Regions from separate parts of the Homo sapiens genome. Here region 2 is linked to region 1. A link is an interaction called in ENCODE POLR2A ChIA-PET data of the cell type or tissue named here. Cell type or tissue: MCF 10A. All regions are shown on one strand. Each heading gives the region's core, and the rest is flanking DNA. Links, peaks and the distances in the headings are about the cores only. Region 1 has its middle 8.5 kb from the start of RERE. Region 2 overlaps GPR157 (G protein-coupled receptor 157).

Region 1 (9,067 bases), core at 6,568-9,067:
CAAATGTAGATCATTCTTTCAAAGGTGTTTTGCTGGAAAAGGGAGCAAAGAAATGGGGCAGTAGATAATGTCTAAAGCTTAGTTAAGAGAAGCCTTATTATAGGGGAATAAAAAAAACTTATGTATATTCTTTTTGTTTGTTTTTTTTTTCGAGATGGAGTTTCACTGTTGTTGCCCAGGCTGAAGTGCAATGGCACGATCTTGACTCATTGCAACCTCCGCCTCCCGGGTTCAAGCGATTCTCTTGCCTCAGCCTCCCAAGCAGCTGGGATTGCAGGCATGTGCCACCATGACCGGCTAATTTTTGTATTTTTAGTAGAGATGGGATTTCACCATGTTGGTCAGGCTGGTCTCGAACTCCTGACCTCAGGTGATCCGCCCACCTCAGCCTCCCAAACTGTTGGGATTACAGGTGTGAGCCACTGTGCCTGGCCTATCTTATGTATATTCTAATGGGAATGATCCAGCAGAGAGCAAAAAAAATAAAAAATAAAAAATAAAACCCTGATGTAGCAGAGAGAGGGGATAATTTCTGAGTGATATCCATGAGTAATCAGAGGGGACTGGATCAAGTGCACAGGCAGAGGGCTGGGCTCTAATAGCAGAGATGCTTTGTCTATAATAGTAGGCAGGAGCCCAGAGCGTGGGGATTTAGAGAATGATAGATAGGTGTGGGGAGGGGGGAGATCACACAGCTTCTCTGCTGATTGTGTCAACATTCACAGTGAACCGAAAGAAAGCCATTAACTGGAAGTGAGGGGAAGGGAGGAGGTGTTGGAGGTTTGAGCAGAAAGGAGAGGTTATAAAATAACTGCTTGGAAAATGAAGGGAGAAATTAACCTGGATAAGTGTTGTATGATTGCCAAGGGGCGTGAAGACTCCACGTGAGGTTTGTGGTTGTGAATTTGAAAGTGAAACTCGTTAGTGTGATGCCAGCCTCATTTGGCTGGACAGGTGCAGATGCCTACCAGGCAGCAAATTGGAATTATCACCAGGGTTGTGGTTTTGCCCAGGGAGTGTGAGGAAGTGAGAGGGGGAGGTTGATAAAGGTGTACACACTGGAGAGAGGACTCTGACCATGGAATCTAAACAGGGACGAAGGGGAGGAGGACATCAAGTCACTGATGATGTGATCTTAGGACTGATTCAGATTTGTCTTAGGAAGACAAGAATCTACCTCTACGGGGAGAATTCTTCACAAACACACAGATACAGACCATTATGTAGATATAATCTAGTCACAGGTTCTTGGGAAATATTTAACATTTTTGTTCGTTTGTTTGTTTTGAGACGGAGTCTCGCTCTGTCGCCCAGGCTGGAGTGCAGTGGCACGATCTCGGCTCACTGCAAGCGCCGCCTCCCAGTTTCACGCCATTCTCCTGCCTCAGCCTCCTGAGTAGCTGGGACTACAGGCGCCCGCCACCATGCCCGGCTAATTTTTTTGTATTTTTAGTAGAGACGGGGTTTCACCATGTTAGCCAGGATGGCCTTGATCTCCTGACCTCATGATCCACCTGTCTCGGCCTCCCAAAGTGCTGGGATTACAGGTGTGTACTTGGTGTTATCTTTACTCTCCTTGGGTATAGTAAGAATTTGCTACTAGTTTGAAGGTCATGGGGACTTTTTGAAAGGCTTCTTATGGGGATGTGTTTCGGGGATCATTCTTTTTATTTTTTTAGACAGTCTCGCTCTGTCACCCAGGCTGGAGTGCAATGGTGCGATCTTGTCTCGGCTCACTGCAACCTCTGCCTCCCAGGTTCAAACAATTCTCCTGCCTCAGCCTCCCAAGTAGCTGGGGTTACAGGTGCCCACCACCATGCCTGGCTAGTTTTTTGAATTTTTAGTAGAGATGGGGTTTCGCCATGTTGGCCAGACTGGTCTCAAACTCCTGACCTCAGGTGATCCACCCACCTCGGCCTGCCAAAGTGCTGGGATTACAGGCATGAGCCACTGTGCCCAGCTGTTTCGGGGGTCATTCTTATAGAATTTTTACTGATCAAGATAATGTGAACATTCTGTAACTTATGGTCTGCCCCTTCTCCCCTTCTTTTGGGTTTTCTCTGTAAGAAAGGACAAATGTCCACTGTAAAGGTGATTATTTAAAAAATAGCTGCTAAGGTTCAGTTTTACCTTTATCTTTTTTTTTTTTTTTTTTTTTTTTGAGGCAAGATCTCACTCCTGTTGTCCAAGCTGGAGTGCATTGGCAGATCTCAGCTCAGTGCAGACTCAACTTCTTGGGCTCAAACAATTCTCCTACTTCAGCCTCCCGAGTAGCTGGGACTACAGGCACACACCACCACACCCAGCTAATTTTTTGTATTTTTTTATTTTTGTTTTTGAGACAGAGTCTCGCTCTGTTGCCCAGGCTGGAGTGCAGTGGCACGATCTCAGCTCTCTGCAACCTCCGCCTCCTGGGTTTAAGTGATTCTTCTGCCTTGGCCTCCTGAGTAGCTGGGACTACAGGTGCACACCACCATGCCCAGCTATTTTTTGTGTTTTTAGTAGACAGGTTTTGCCATGTTGCCCAGGCTGGTCTCAAACTTAAGGGCTCAAAAGATCCACCCGCCTTGGCCTCTCAAAGTGATGGGATTACAGGCATGAGTTGACACTAGCGTAACTCTTATCTTTTTTTGCCACCACCCATTCCAAAAGCACATTACAGTAGTCCCACCTGTATCTGCCATTTCTCTTTCCTCGTTTTCAGTGTGCTGTGGTCAACTGTGTCTGAAAATAGGTTAGTAAAGTACAGTATAATAATTTGAGAGCAAAGGAGAGCAATCACATTCAAGTAAGTTTTCTTTTCCTTTTTGAGACAGGATCTCACTCTGTTGCCCAGGCTGGATTGTAGTGGTGTGATCATGGCAGCCTCTACCTCCTAGGCTCAAGGGATCCTCTCACCTCAGCCTCCCAAGTAGCTGGGACTACAGGCATATGCCACCAAGCCTGGATACTTTTTGTTTGTTTGTTTGTTTGAGAAAGAGTCTCACTCTGTCGCCCAGGCTGGAGTGCACTGGCCTGATCTTGGCTCACTGCAGACTCCGCCTCCCAGGTTCCAGTGATTCGCCTGCCTCAGCCTCCCAGGTGGCTGGGATTACAGTACAGGTATGCACCACCACGCCCGGCTAATTTTTGTATTTTTAGTAGAGACAGGGTTTCGCATGTTGGCCAGGCTGGACTCAAACCCCTGACCTCAGGTGATCTGCCCGTCTCGGCCTCCCAAAGTACAGGGATAACAAGCATCAGCCACTGTGCCTGGCCAATTTTTGTATTTTTGTAGATATGGGATCTCCCTGTGTTGCTCAGGCTGGTCTCGAACTTCTGGGCTCAAGTGATTCTCCTGCATCAGCCTCCCAAAATGCTGGGATTACAGGCATTAGAAGTGTGAGCCACGGTTCTTGGCCCATGTAACTTTTATTGCACTGTATTGTTTTTTGTTTTGAGACAGAGTCTTACTCTGTTGCCCAAGCAGGAGTGGAGTGGTGTGATCAGTGCTCACTGCAGCCTCAACCTCTGGAGCTCAGGTGATTCTCCCACCTCAGCCTCCCAGGTAGCTGGGACTACAGGTGTGCGTCCCCACATCTGGGTAACTTTTTGTATTTTTTGTAAAGACAGAGTCTCACTTTGTTGCCCAGGCTGGTCTCGAACTCCTGGGCTCAAAGGATCCTTGCACTTTGGCCTCCCAAAGTGCTGGGATTACGGGCGTGAGCCACCACGCCCCAGTCCTCTTGTTAATCTTTTACTGTGCTTAATTTTTTAAAAATTTTTTTCATTTTCCTTTTTTTTTTTTTTTGAGATTGAGTGTCACTCTGTCGCCCAGGCTGGAGTGTAGTGGCACGATCTCGGCTCATTGCAACCTCCACCTCCTGGGTTCAAGCGATTCTCTTGCCTCAGCCTCCTGAGTAGCTGGGATTACAGGCACGCACCACCATGCCCAGCTAATTTTTGTATTTTTAGTACAGACGGGGTTTCACCATGTTGGTCAGGCTGGTCTCGAACTCCTGACTTCATGATCCACTCCCCCACTCCTCGGCCTCCCAGAGTGTTGCGATTACAGGCGTGAGCCACTGTGCTCGGCCTACTGTGCTTAATTTATAAATTAAACTTTATCTTAGGTGTGAATGCCTAGGAAAAAGCATAGTAGAAATGGTTTACTGTCCAAGGTTTCAGGCATCCGTGGGGGTCTGGAATGTATCCCCAGCTAAGGTGATACTCTGGTATTTGTGTGACACATCAGGAGAGCTGTCACACCCCTGGGCCCATCTTCAGACAAGCTGTCCTACTGAGCCTTTGGGGAAGCAGCTCCCTGGGACAGCCTGGCTGTGCACTGACCGATGGCTGACAGCCTTCAGTGGCCAGGCCAGGGTGGGGCCTGAAAGGATGACCTGGGCCAATTAGGTTTCTTCCTCTTAGGAATTTTAACTAGGAAATACTGAAGTCATGAGGAGTTGGCAGAAGCCGCCCAAGCTGCTCAGTCATAAGCTGCGGAACAACCGGAGAGGCTGTGAGAAGCCACATGCAAGCCGCAATTACGAGGGAGGTGCAAATAGAAGAAGGCTGTGAAGTCAAGAAAAGCCACGTGGTGCAGGGTGAGGAGGCCGGGGGGTGGGAAGATGAGAACAGGGGACCAGTGACATTAACGCTGGGAAGAGAGCTGCAGTCCCGACCTTCCCGTGGCCTCACTTCTGTCTCTTCCCTTCCTGAGGTCAGATTGCTCTGCTTTGCCTGGCTTCCACGTTGGAACCTCCTCATGCTAAATCTGTACTTCAGATGTTGAGTAAGTCTCCATTCTTCACCATAAAAAGGACAGAACTCAAATGCTCTTGCTTTTTTGATTAATAGACTCTTAATTTTCGAGATGGAGTTTTGCTCGTCTTCCCCAGGCTGGAGTGCAATGGTGTGATCTCGGCTCACTGCAACCTCCACCTCCCGGGTTCAAGCAATTCTCCTGCCTCAGCCTCCCGAGTAGCTGGGATTACAGGCGCCCACCATCACGTCCAGCTACTTTTTTGTATTTTTAGTAGAGATGGGGTTTCACCATGTTGGCCAGGCTGGTCTTGAACTCCTGACCTCAGGTGATCCACCTGCCTCGCTAGGATTACGGGTGTGTAATCCCTAAGGTGCTGGGATTACAGGCGTGAGCCACCACGCCTGGCCAATAGACTTCATTTTTTAGAGCGGTTTTAGGTTCACAGCAAAATTGAGCCCAAAGGACAGAGTTCCTGTATACCCCTCACTCCCCACTGCTACCCCTGTTATTAACATCTCCTGTCAGTGTGGTCTCTTTGTTATGACTGATGAGTCAATGTTGATACAGTCTTATTCACTAAAGTCCATCGTTTATTTTATTTATTTATTTATTTTATTTTTTTGAGACGGAGTCTCGCTCTGTTGCCCAGGCTGGAGTGCAGTGGCGCGATCTCGGCTCACTGCAACCTCCGCCTCTCCAGGTTTAAGCAATTCTCTGCCTCAGCCTCTGGAGTAGCTGGGATTACAGGCGCGTGCCACCACGCCCAGCTAATTTTTTGTATTTTTAGTAGAGACGGGGTTTCATCATCTTGGCCAGGCTGGTCTTGAACTCCTGACCTCGGGATCCACCCGCCTCGGCTGCCCAAAGTGCTGGGATTACAGGCGTGAGCCACCGCGCCCAGCCTATTTATTTTTGAGACAGAGTCTTGCTTTGTTGCCCAGGCTGGAGTGTAGTGGTGCAATCTTGGCTCACTGCAACCTCTGCCTCCCAGGCTCAAGCAATTCTCCTGCCTCAGCCTCCCGGGTAGCTGGAATTACAGGCACGTGCCACCGGGCTACTTTTTTGTATTTTTAGTAGAGATGGGGTTTCACCATGTTGGCCTGCCTGGTCTAGAACTCCTGACCTCAAGTGATCTGCCTGCCTTGGCCTCCCAAAGTGCTGGGATTACAGGTATGATCCACTGCACTCAGCCTTTTTGTTTTTGGAGACAGAGTCTCCCTCTGTCGCCCAGGCTGGAGTGCAGTGGCGCAATCACAGCTCACTGCAGCCTTGAACTCCTGGGCTCAAATGATCCTCCTGCCTCTGCCTCCCTTTACAAAGTGCTGGGATTATAGGCGTGAGCCACGGCGCCTGGCCCATTCTGTGGGTTTTGACAAATGTATAGTAACATATATCCACCAATAAAGTATCATGCAGAATAATAGTTTCACTGTCCTAAAAATCTCCTGTGCTCCACCTAGTTATCCCTCCCCCTGTCAAAGCCCTCGCAACCACTAAGCCCTTTACTGCCTTTCCCAGAATATGCCTTTCCTAGACATAGTTTTGCCTTTTCCAGAATGTCAGATAGTTGGATTCATATGGTATGTAGCCTTTTCACATTGGTTTCTTCCACATGGTAATATGCCTTTAATGTTCCTTACACCTTTTCTTTATTTTTTATTTTTATTTTTAAAGATCATTACTATTTTTGTGGAGCCGGAGTCTCACCATTTTGCTCAGGCTGGTCTCTAACTCCTGGCCTCAAGAGATCCTCCTGCCTTTGGCTCTCAAAGTGCTGGGATTATAGGAGTGAGCCACCACACCCAGCACCTCCATGCCTTTTCCTGGCTTGATAGCACGTTCCTTTTTAGTGTGGAATAATACTGCATTGCATGAATGTATCACAGTTTATCTGTTCACCTAATGAAGGACATCTTGGTTGCTTCCATGTTAAAATGCTGTTTTTATTAATAAGATTTTAAAAAAGCAAATGTAGCAGAATTTATTTTATTTATTTTTTGAGATGGAGTCTCGCTTTGTGGCCCAGGCTGGAGTGCAGTGGCATGATCTCAGCTCACTGCAACCTCTGCTTCCCGGGTTCAAGCGATTCTCCTGCCTTAGGCTCCTGAGCAGCTGGGATTACAGGTGCCCACCACCATGCCCGGCTAATTTTTTGAATTTTTGTAGAGATGGGGTTTCACCATGTTGGCCAGGCTGGTCTCGAACTCCTGACCTCTGGTGATCCACCCGCCTTGGCCTCCCAAAGTGCTAGGATTACAGGCGTGAGCCACTGTGCCCAGCCATAGCAGAATTTATTCTGGAAACTGGAGTAGTAGAAGGAGATATTTGGCATTGAAAGGAATGGGAATGTGGATATTTTGAAATTAAGGTGCCTGGAAAAGCTGAACAAAGAGGAGGGAAGCACTAAAATGAGTGTCCAGGCATGTGTCACATCGACACCGGAGCGTGGATGGCGGAGGTGAATTTTTCTGTTTTTTTTTTTTTTTTTTTTTTTTTTCCGGGGTTACAGAGTTTTTCCTCTTTATTCTGTTTGTGTAGATGCCTTGGATTGAAGAAGTGAGTTTTGGTGGCTAATAGCACCTGCCACATCAATGTTATACAATTAAATTCTGGACCCCCTAAAGACAATTTTAGAATCTAAAATGTATTTTCTTTAGTGAGGAGATTTCTTCTGAGGGCCCCTTTGTGATCAATGTTAGTCTTGTTTGTTTGGTGTTTAGACAAACTAGGGTTTGTGGATAGTTCTCAACTCCCCATTATTATGCCCTTCTTATCCCTAGAAAATAACACCTTTCCTCCAAGGTAAACCTAGGTAATTTACAAGTAGATGTGGAGGAAATGTTTATTTTGAAATGCAGCTTCCCCTAGGGTGGAATTTGCTGGCTCTCTGGCTCACTCAGTTAACAGTGGACAGCTGTTTATAACAGGAAGTGTGGAATTGCATGTCTCAGTGAAATGGCAGGAAGACAGAGGGAGGAGGACTCCTAATTATCAAACTTGGAATTGGGCCAAGACAATGAAAATCAGCGTCTCCTCCCTTTAATTCTTTCACAAGCCCTAGGAGACTTTTAATAACCACAAGTGGTCAGAAGTCAGATGTTGGGTTTAGATCTCATCCAAACGGCATCCTAGTGCCCCAGACAACATGCTGTGGCTCAAAGTGCGACTCAAAGGGAAGGGCATCCCTCCCATAAATCCGACGTGGCCCAGTGAAGCAGGGTTTCTTGAGATCTATCTGTAAGTGTGTTGGTAATCAGGCCCACTTCTACCTTGGTGGAAATAAAATTCAATAGGGTCTAGAGTTGAATTGGAAATCTTTTTTTTTTTTGAGATGGAGTTTTGCTCTTGTTGCCCAACCTGGGGTGCAATGGCGCCATCGCGGCTCACTGCAACCTCCACCTTCTGGGTTTAAGTGATTCTCCTGGCTCAGCCTTCCGAGTAGCTGGGATTACAGGCATGCACCACCATGCCCGGCTAATTTTGTATTTTTAGTAGAGATGGGGTTTCACCATGTTGGTCAGGCTGGTCTCAGACTCCTGACCTCAGGTGATCTGCCCACCTCGGCCTCCCAAAGTGCTGGGATTACAGGCATGAGCCACTGTGCCCGGCCAGAATTGGAAATCTTAATTGCTAATCCACAATAAATCACAGCCAAACAAAGGAAAAGGGTTTCTGATATTTGATCCTTTGTTTTGAAAAGCTGTTTCACCTCTCTCTGTATTTGCTCACACATGTGCTCTGAAACATCAACCATTTCTCCGTTCCAATTCAGTGCAGGGACTTTCAAAGGCTACCAGGGGTTACTTACCTGGCCCAAGGGGAAAAAACTGGAGAGGGAGAAATTTCGATTTACAATAAATTATAAAGTGAAAACCCGCTGTGGGTAAATGCAAGGTGAGCTCGGAGAACTGGCAGTGGGGAAGAAAGAAGTGCTGCTGGAGGCTCAACCTGAAAAAGTGCAACGGGAGATATAGCTGAGGCTCGTTATTGGCTTATATTTGCACTACATAAACTTGGAAGCCAATTTCATAGAAAATGCCTAGAAACAAGCTTCAGTCTGCTACAAGGCCTGCTAAAGCACCCTAGTTCTGCTTAAGGCATTTTAGGGGAAAATAATTTACATGTTCTAAAGCTTGAGTACTGCTGGTGAATTATGAAGACTAGTTACCAGCTGTATGTTCAAAGAACTTGAATGGTTTTTTTTAATTATAAGAATTATCCATGCTTGATATGAAAAGAAAAAAGTCCTTGTCTCTAAAAAAAATTAAAATAAATGATTAAAAAAGTGAAACCACTAAACCACAATTTCTTAGGTTGAGT
Region 2 (9,553 bases), core at 2,574-5,073, 290 kb before region 1:
TCTGGCCAACATGGTGAAACCCCGTCTCTACTAAAAATACAAAAATTAGCTGGGTGTAATGGTGGATGCCTGTGATCCCAGCTATTTGGGAGGCTGAGGCAGAAGAATCGCTTGAACCTGGGAGGCGGAGGTTTGCCATGAGCCAAGATCACGCCAGTGCACTCCAGCCTGGGAGACACAGTGAGATTCCATCTCAAAAAAAAAAAAAAAAAAAGGCAGGGTCTCACTCTCACCCAGGCTAGAGTGCAGTGGCACAGTCACGGCTCACTGCAGCCTCAACCTCCTGGGTTCAAGCGGTTCTCCCGCCTCAGCCTCCTGGGTAGCTGGGACTTCAGGTGTGTGCCACCACGCCTGGCTAATTTATGTATTTTTTTGTAGAGACAGGGTCTCACTTTGTTGCCCAGGCTGGTCTCAAACTCTCCTGGGTTCAAGTGATCCTTTGGCCTCCCAGAGTGCTGGGATTACAGGTGTGAGCCACCATGCCCAGCCTTTCCTCTTAAGTTATGACCACAGAGGTTGTTAGGTTAGGTTCCACTCTGATGACTGCATTTTAACTTAATCACCTCTTGAAAGACCCTATCTCTCAAATACACTCACATTCTGAGGTTCTGGGGATTAGGACTTCAACAGATGAAATTTGTAGGGGACACAATTGAACCCTTAACGGCCTCTGAGTGGGAAGGAAGCCGACTTGGAGTCTGGCTTTCATTTCTAGGCAAATACAAGTTGGAACTGGGGCCCAGGTACCTCTGGGAGAAGCTTGTGGTGCCCCTGCCAATCAGAGTTACACACGAGGTGGCTGTCCCGGGCTTCCTCCGTCCAGGCAGGCTCAGCTTGGCCTCCTCCCAGCCTCAGAGTCACAGGTTTAGACAGGAGGGGCCTTATGGGTCACCTGCTCTAACCCACATCCCCACCTTGCACCCCCACCCAGCACCTGTCATGGCACCCCCTGAACATGAGCACTCACCTTCTCTCAGTGGAAGCTGCCTATTCAGCCCCCAGATTTAGGACTGGGCAGGACCCCGCCCATTCCTCCGGCATCTAACCACTTCTCCACCACCAGGTCCTCTTCAAGACTTTTTAACCATTTGAGGATAGCTCAAGGCCCAGCGTCTCTTTACATGCTCCTCAGGTGACCTGGCACTGGCGCCAGCTTGTCAGTCTCAGGTTTAGAATGTGAGCTGCAGATGTCCACTCACAGGCAGACAGCACCAGCCATTGGCTGTTCTGAGCCACCCACATCTGAGCAGCAGGATGACCCCTCCAACCACATGAATTTCTAGGTTGTAATCAACCAAATCCCTTGGTCTTTTTCATATGTGCAGTTATTAAGCCCTGTGTTACTTGTTCTGGCTTTATTTTTTTGGGGTGGTGGCTTCCCGTATGAAGGGGGGAAAAACTGTTAGGTGTTACATGTCAGAACTGTGGGGGTTTTTTTTGTTTTTTTGTGTTTTTTGTTTGTTTGTTTGTTTTGCTTTTTTTTGAGACGGAGTCCCACTCTGTCGCCCAGGCTGGAGTACAGTGGCGCGATCTCAGTTTACTGCAACCTCCACCTCCCGGGTTCAAGTGATTCTCCTGCCTCAGCCTCCCCAGTAGCTGGGATTACAGGTGCCCACCACCACGTCCGGCTAATTTTTTTGTATTTTTAGTAGAGATGGGGTTTCGCCATGTTGGCGAGGCTGGTCTCAAACTTCTGACTTCAGGTGATCTGCCCACCTCGGCCTCCCAAAGTGCTGGGATTACAGGCGTGAGCCACCGTGCCCAGCTACATGTCAGAACTGCAATACGCATTTCTAGAAAGCAGGATTTATGCCACACATGTGTTTGTGGAGCACCTATCAGATTTAGACTACCTGCAGCTCAGGGTGGCCCCCTGGCTGGAGAACTGCCCTGTTTATCCTTCTGAGAGTTCCAGATACACCAACTTTCTCCTTACCCTGTAGTCAGGAACCTGGGGCACTGTCATCTCCTTATCGTTTTTATCCTATGTCTGCTAGTGTCCTGGAGCCAGCTTGAGAGACCCGATTGTTCCATTTTAGGGAATTTTGTGAGCTGATTGTTAGATACGACCAGTATTAAAAACTAGATTATATTAAAAACAGAGCTGGGCATGGGGCTCCTGCCTGTAGTCCTAGCTCCTTGGGAGGCTGAGACGGGAGGATCACTTGAGAAAACATAGTGAGATCCCATTTTGAAAAATAATAGACTGGGCATGGCGGCTCTTGTCTGTAATCCCAGCACTTTGAGAGGCCAGGGCGAGAAGATAACTTGAAGCCAGGAGTTCAAGACCAGCCTGGGCAATAAAGCAAGCCTTTGTCTCTACAAAAAGCAAAAAATAAGCCGGGCATGGTAGCATGTGTCTGTAGTACCCCCTACTCAGGAGGTTGAGGTGAGAGGATTACTTGAGTCCGAGATTTGGAGGCTGCAGTGAGCCATGACTATGCCACTGCACTCCAGTCTGGGCAACAGAGCAAGACCCTGTCTCTAAAATAATAATGCTTTTTTTTTTTTTTTCCTCTGTCACCCAGGCTGGAGTGCAGTGGCACGATCTTGGCTCACTGCCACCTCCCCGGTTCAATCAACAATCAATTCTCCTGCCTTAGCCTCCTGAGTAGCTGGGATTACAGGCACGTGCCACTATGCCCAGATAATTTTTTTGTATTTTTAGTAGAGACGGGGTTTCACCATGTTGGTCAGGCTGGTCTCAAACTCCTGACCTCATGATCCGCCCGCCTCGGCCTCTCAAAGTGCTGGGAATAATAAAATAAAAAAAAAAAGCCATAAATACTCAAAGCTCATCGTGTCATAGCTATTTTGCTCTTTACATGCTTGAGGTTGTTGTGTCTATCATATCTCTGTGGTGAAAAAATATATATATATATAATTTATATATAATTATATATAAATTATATATAATTTATATATATTATATATAATATAATATATATAATTTATATATAATTTATATATAATTATATTATATATAATATATATATAATTATATATATAATTATATTATATGTAATATATATATAATTATATATATAATTATATTATATATATAATATATATAATTATATTATATATATATATAATATAATATATATATAATGGTGTGCTATGTGCATCTGTTCCCAGCCACATGTGTTGGTGGCTGGAAATTGGCCATGGTGGAAGTATTTACACATGGAAGTTGGCAAAGACTACAAATCAAGGCTTGATTTATTGCTTTGTTGATTGTGTAGAGCAGAGATCAGCAAAGTTTTCCTGTAAAGTAAGTGTTTTCAGCTTTGTGGACCAGGCAGTCTCAGTTGTAACTGCTCAACTCTGCCTGAAAGCAGCGGTAGACAATCTGTAAATGACTAGGTGTGCCTGTGTTGCAATAAAACTTTATCTAAAAAAAAAAAAAAACTGTGGGCCAGATTTGGCCTGAGAGCCACAGTTTGCTGGACCCCTGATCTAGACTTAAGAAAGTAATGGAGAAGACATTAAAGGTATAGATTAAACTTAAGTGTTACTTATCTCTGAGCTTAAGAAGAGATGGCAGCTGTGTTGGGGCAGGCAGAAAACCCAGTATGTAAAAAAGAGGTAAGGAGAAGAGACAGGATCATGGAGCAGAAACAAATTGAGGAAACAGTCTCCCAGTGTGGGGGGAAGAAAACTCGTACCTGATTCAGCAAAGAAGTTGCTCATGTCACCAACCAGTGACATGAGCAACCAACATATGTCTTGTTTTCTATGTCTTCCTTACTTCATTTTCATCCCGTTAAGGGAAATGAAAGCATCAATTAACTTCATGCCACGGAGCGCTCTCATTTGCTGATTGCATCCACAGGTTGGCAAAATCCAGGGTTTGGCTGAAATCAACAAAAGCATTCTGTGAGAATCAATTGGCTGCATGAAATGGACAATAAAGAAGGAGTATTATTATTGTATACTTTATTATTATTTATAAATTGTATGCTTCACATCCTGCAGGTGAAATTTATACATTTATATGTGTGTGTGTGTAAACATGCATACATGCACACATGCACACGTCTATGTTTTTCTGGAGAGCCAGTTGTGAAATGTTCCCAACACACCACTGTCCATGCCTGTACATGAGTCAGTCTGGCTCAGCCCGCTTTGCAGGATCAGTGGACCATTCCACCCTCTCCATTTCCACCGGCTCCCTGATTCTACCTCTTACCTCCTCTCTCTCAAATACCACCCTCTGGCAGCTTCTGGCCCTCACACAGCTGCTCCTTCTGTGTGTTCAAACAACCCCTCCCTGTTGATCAGGCCCATATTCTTTTATTCTTTTTTTTTTTTTTTTTTTTTTGAGACGGAGTCTCGCTCTGTCACCCAGGCTGAAGTGCAGTGGCACAATCTTGGCTCACTGCAACCTCTGCCTCTCAGGTTCAGATGATTCTCCTGCCTCAGCCTCCTGAGTAGCTGGGATTACAGGTGTGTACTGCCACGCCTGGCTAATTTAAACCCACATTCTTAACCCTTTCAAAACCCTCTGCCTATTTGACCTTCCCTTTGGTTATTTCCCAGCACAAACTCAGTATCACAGAAGAAATCTACCGCCTTGTAGCTTTAGTACTGCAACCCTAAAGTTACAGAGTGCGGTTCCGTGTGGTCCCCCGGTTTCCCATGAGGGCCCGTCGGGATGCAGAGGGAGCCCAAAGGAGTGCTGTGCCGACCGTGACCCTCCCAGGCCCAACTCAGAGGGGAATCCCCTATTTGAGTGACCCCCAGCTCCAGACCAGCCTCCTGCAGGGGGACTGTTCCTACATACAGTGCTCACCTCCTTCCCAGAATTCCTTAGCGGAATCCTGCAACTGTAAAGTAACGAGGAACAGCACATTATGACTAGAGGATTGGCGTGGTGGCACTTGAAGAGCCGATTACTTTTTTTTTTTTTTTTTTTGAGACAGTCTCACTTCGTCACCCAGGCTGGAGTTCAGTGGCGCAATCTCAGCTCACTGCAAGCTCCACCTCCTGGATTCAGGGGATTCTCCCGCCTCAGCCTCCCACTAAGATGGGATTACAGGGACGCACTACCACACCTGGCTAATTTTTGTATTTTTGGTAGAGACGGAGTTTCACCATGTTGGCCAGGCTGGTCTCGAACTCCTGACCTCAGGTGGTCCACCTGTCTTGGCCTCCCAAAGTCCCAAAAGTCCTGGGATTCGGGCGTGAGCCACCTCGCCTGGCCTGTCATGAGTTTTAAAACAACCCTTTCTTTTATGGGTGGTGTGTGTGTGTGTGTGTGTGTGTGTGTGTGTGTGTGTGTGTGTTTGGTTTTTTTTTTGAGACAGGGTCTTGCTCTGTCACCCAGGCTGGAGTGCAGTGGCGTGATCTCGGCTCACCGCAACCTCTGCCTCCCAGGTTCAAGCGATTCTCCTGCCTCAGGCTCCCAAGTAGCTGGGATTACAGGCATGCACCACCACGCCCACCAATTTTTGTACTTTTAGTAGAGATGGGGTTTCACTATGTTGGCCAGGCTGGTCTCAAACTCCTGACCCCAAGTGTTCTGCCCACCTTGGCCTCCCAAAGTGTTGGGATTACAGGCATGAGCCACCGCGCCTGGCCTTTTGTGGTCTTTTTGCTCCTGTGTCTTTGTGACTTCCAACAGGACATGCTGCCTCCTGCCACCGAGGCCACTGAGGGTGATGTGACTCTGCCATCAGCCCTCCTGCCCTTCCCTACAGAGGCCAGTGGGGACTGGAGAATGCTGCAGAGGGGATGGTTGGCCAGGGCCCCTCTGTTCTGGAAGCATCCTGCATGAGGCCTTCCCAGTCCCAGGGAACTGACTTTTCCCTTCCATCCTCATCCCTGCCTGGCCTGCTCTGCCAGCCCTGCAGCATTTGGGAGAAACCCTTGAAGCACAGTTCTCCTGGCCTCATTCTGGCCTCAGATTCATGTTGAACTCTGATCTCACAGTTATCATAGTATCATTCCTGTTTACCTAAGGCTTTGCGCTCCAGGCACCTGACCTAGGACAGGGGTACTTGTGTCTTCTTCCCAGGACAGAAACCAGACGGGCCCCACGCAGCACCAGTGTCTGCACCACAGGCCTGAACCCTGGGACAGCAGGACGTGACTCACAACAGTCACGACAGCAGCAAACACTCACACACCTGCCTGGCCCTGTGCTCTGTACACACATGTATTTGTTCTCATAACGACCCGACAATGACACCCTGTAGTCACTGTCGTCATCCACACTTTGCAGAGAACCTGGCATGTTGAGGCTAAATAACTTGCCCAAGCAGGGGCAGAAGTGGGACTTGGATCCAGCCCGCTGCACTAAAATCCAAGCCCACTACACTAAAATCCAAGCTCTTAACTACCCCACTACCTGCCTCTCTCAGGAGCCACTATAGCCTTTGTGTGCTCCATTGCTATGTAAGGAACAGACTGGTTCAAGGACCACAGGGAAGGGGCCTACTCCTGGCTGTGTGGCTGGCTGTGGGAGAGCGCTCTAGAAAACTGAGCCTGGGCTGGACATGGTGGCTCAGGCCTATAATCCCAGCACTTTGGGAGGCTGAGGCAGGTGGATCACCTGAGGTCGGGAGTTCAAGACCAGGCTGGCCAACATGGTGAAACCCTGTCTCTACTAGAAATACAAAAATTAGCCGGGCGTGGTGGTGCACGCCTGTAATCTCAGCTACTTAGGAGGCTGAGGCAGGAGAATCGCTTGAACCCAGGAGGTGGAGGTTGCAATGAGCTGAGATTGTGCCACTGCACTCCAGCCTGGGTGACAGAGCGAGACTCCGTCTCAAAAAAAGAAAACTGAGCCCAACACTGCCCTTAGAGGGGCCCCTACCTGAGCTTTATGTTTTCAAAGGTCCCCGTTGACCCTTGCCAGGTTCTGTTCCCCGCCATTGTGTAAGAAGTCCTCAAGGCCAAAGGGACACACTGCCCAAAGCCCACGTTCCCCCTCCTAGAGCCTGCCGAAGGTAAGCAGAACCCTGGAATTCCCTGCCCAGGCAACCCTAAGCCCCCAGTGTGTGCACTCCTAGACCCAAGGGCTGACCAGGGGGCGCTGATTGTTTGTGGCACATTTGCACGAGCATGGACAGGTGTTCGCACGCTGGTGCCCAAGGCTTCCTGGAACAGAAACCAGACAGGCCTCACGCAGTACCACTGTCTGCACCACAGGCCTGAAACCTGGGACAGCAGGACGTGACTCACAACAGTCACGACAGCAGCAAACACACACCTGCCTGGCCCTGTGCTCTGTACACACATGTATACAAAACTCTTCTTTTTTCTTTTTTTGAGATGGAGTCTCACTCTGTCACCCAGGCGGGAACGCAATGGCACAATCTCAGCTCACTGCAACCTCCACCTCCTGGGTTCAAATGATTCTCCTGCCTCAGCCTCCCAAGTAGCTGAGATTACAGGTGTGCACCACCACGCCCAGCTAATTTTTGTATTTCTGGTAGAGACAGGGTTTCACCATGTTGGCCAGCCTGGTCTCGAACTCTGTACACACATGTATGCAAAAGGAGCTGGGCACACGCTGGGAGCTGGCTGTCCCACGTCACTCCATTCTAATGCCAGTCCCCGAAGAATTCTAAAGTAGAGCCAGGCTCCCAGGGCAACACCTACCCCTTCTTATTTTCCAGGGCCACTGTGCCATCCAGGCTCTGGAGAGCATCCCCTTTCTGAAGGGCGTCCTCCGTCATTTTTGCGAAGGCTGACATTGCCGGGAGCCATGGCCTGACCCCGATGCCTCTTTCTCTCCTCCTTCCTCAGCTGGGGGGTCCCGTTGGTCATCACTGTGGCAGCCGTCGCCCTGAAGAAGATTGGCTATGACGCCTCGGACGTGTCTGTGGGCTGGTGCTGGATCGACCTGGAGGCCAAGGACCATGTCCTGTGGATGCTGCTGACGGGGAAGCTGTGGGAGATGCTGGCATATGTGCTGCTGCCTCTGCTGTACCTCCTGGTCCGGAAGCACATCAACAGAGCGGTAGGCGCTGCCCTTAGAGCTCAGGGCCCTCTGCATGGCCGCTGTGCCCAGGTGCAAGGCCTGGCATTGAGTTTGGCCCCCCGAGGGGACAGGTTGCGTCTCTGGGGACAGAACCAGTGATGGGCCAGAGGGGACCAGGCACTTACTGTGCACCAGACACCATGCAACACGCTGTGTTACACGGATCGTGCATTGGTTCCCACTGCCCCGTTAGGAGCCGGGTCCTGTTACTCCTTTGTAGATAAGGAAACGAGGCTTAGCCGATTAAGGGCCTGTGGGGGCACAGGGCTGCTGCAGACAGGGCTGCTGTGTCCTTGGTCATGGCCCTCTCCTGCCCCCTGGTGGACGGCCTGTGGTGGCTGCTTAAACTTGAGGAATTTAGCTAAAAGGTGAGGACAGACCCAAGGCCGGGCTGCCCCAGGGGAAGGGAAGACTGTGGAATTTCACAATCAGTGACGCAAATAACTCACCTAACTTTTCCTAGTGATTTATTATATCCTAAATGGCAGGGGTTTCCAGAATTCAGAAATGAGTAGGCTGGGCTGGCTGGAGAGCCTACGAAAGAATGGCTTTCCTCTGACACCTTGGCCCAGTTCCTCCTTGTTCCTGCCTCCCAGTCTGCACATGTGGAACTAGGGGCTTCCTCCTGGCCACAAGCAAACGCCTGCAAAAGGCCACAGATTAACCCATTCTTTGATCCACTCGGTCACTCATTCTGTATGTTATTTTAGTTTTATTTATTTATTTATTTTTGAGACAGGGTCTTGCTCTGTCGCCCAGGTTGGAGTGCAGTGGCACAATCTCGGCTCACTGCAACCTCTGCCTCCCAGGTTCAAGTGGTTCTCCTACCTCAGTCTCCCGAGTAGCTGGGATTATAGGCACGTGCCGCCACGCCCAGCTAATTTTTGTTCTTTTAGTAGAGGCAGGGTTTCACCATGTTGGCCAGGCTGGTCTGGAACTCTTGACCTCAAGTGATCCGCCCACCTCGGACTCCCAAAATGCTGGGATTACAGGCGTGAGCCACCGCGCCCGGCCTCATTCAGTATGTTTTTACCGAGCATCTCCTAGCACCAGAGTGCTGTATAGCATGGGAGTTCATCTTGAGGACTCAGACATGGATCCTGCCCTCCTGGAGAGAGGCAGAAGTGCAAGTAACTACAGGCAAAGATTCAATGTGAGGAGTGGCTGGGGCAGTAAGATAGGTCCAGAGGAAATGCTCTGAATTTAGACTTCCGGGCTCATCCTGCAGGCTTGCTGGAGTGAGTCCCTGTGTTTCTATTTGCCCTCTGAGTTTTCAGGGCTGAAATTGTAGGAGGGTGTGTACCCATCTTGTAGGCCATTCTGTCTACCCAGCAGCCATTTCTGAGTCAGGAGGCACCTTGCAGCTGTGGCCATCTGGACACCTAATCCCCACCCTCCACTCCCGTTGTGTCTTCTCGCGTCAAGACCTTTAGTTTTCTCTTTTCTTTTTGCTTGGAAATGTAACCAGTTCTCACCCGCCCTAGACCCCACTTCTGCCTCAGGTGGAGTCCTTGCTGGAGATGGCTGTGGGACTTCCCATTGGTCTGAAATCTTCTTTTTGGA

Evidence for each region. Peaks named below come from ENCODE experiments on the same cell type or tissue, not always from the same donor. Only the 100,000 strongest peaks of a DNase experiment are listed, where the experiment ranks them.
Region 2: POLR2A ChIA-PET joins it to region 1 with 5 read pairs; 2 of 35 experiments call an interaction of 5 or more read pairs at or near these places.

Annotation. Positions count from the first base shown.
Region 1 is chr1:8,821,575-8,830,641 of GRCh38, reverse strand. No RefSeq gene overlaps it. Among named protein-coding and RNA genes, the nearest start is that of RERE, 8.5 kb to the right of the region's middle. RefSeq lists a silencer at 8,479-8,702. In MCF 10A, for the core only: no CTCF peak of the experiment used is centred there; a DNase peak (open chromatin) is centred at 7,761.
Region 2 is chr1:9,109,692-9,119,244 of GRCh38, reverse strand. GPR157 (G protein-coupled receptor 157) reads left to right here. Exons shown (of 4, transcript NM_024980.5): 2 at 7,756-7,969. Among named protein-coding and RNA genes, the nearest start is that of GPR157, 15 kb to the left of the region's middle. RefSeq lists a silencer at 3,409-3,609 and an enhancer at 8,507-8,556. In MCF 10A, for the core only: no CTCF peak of the experiment used is centred there; a DNase peak (open chromatin) is centred at 4,114.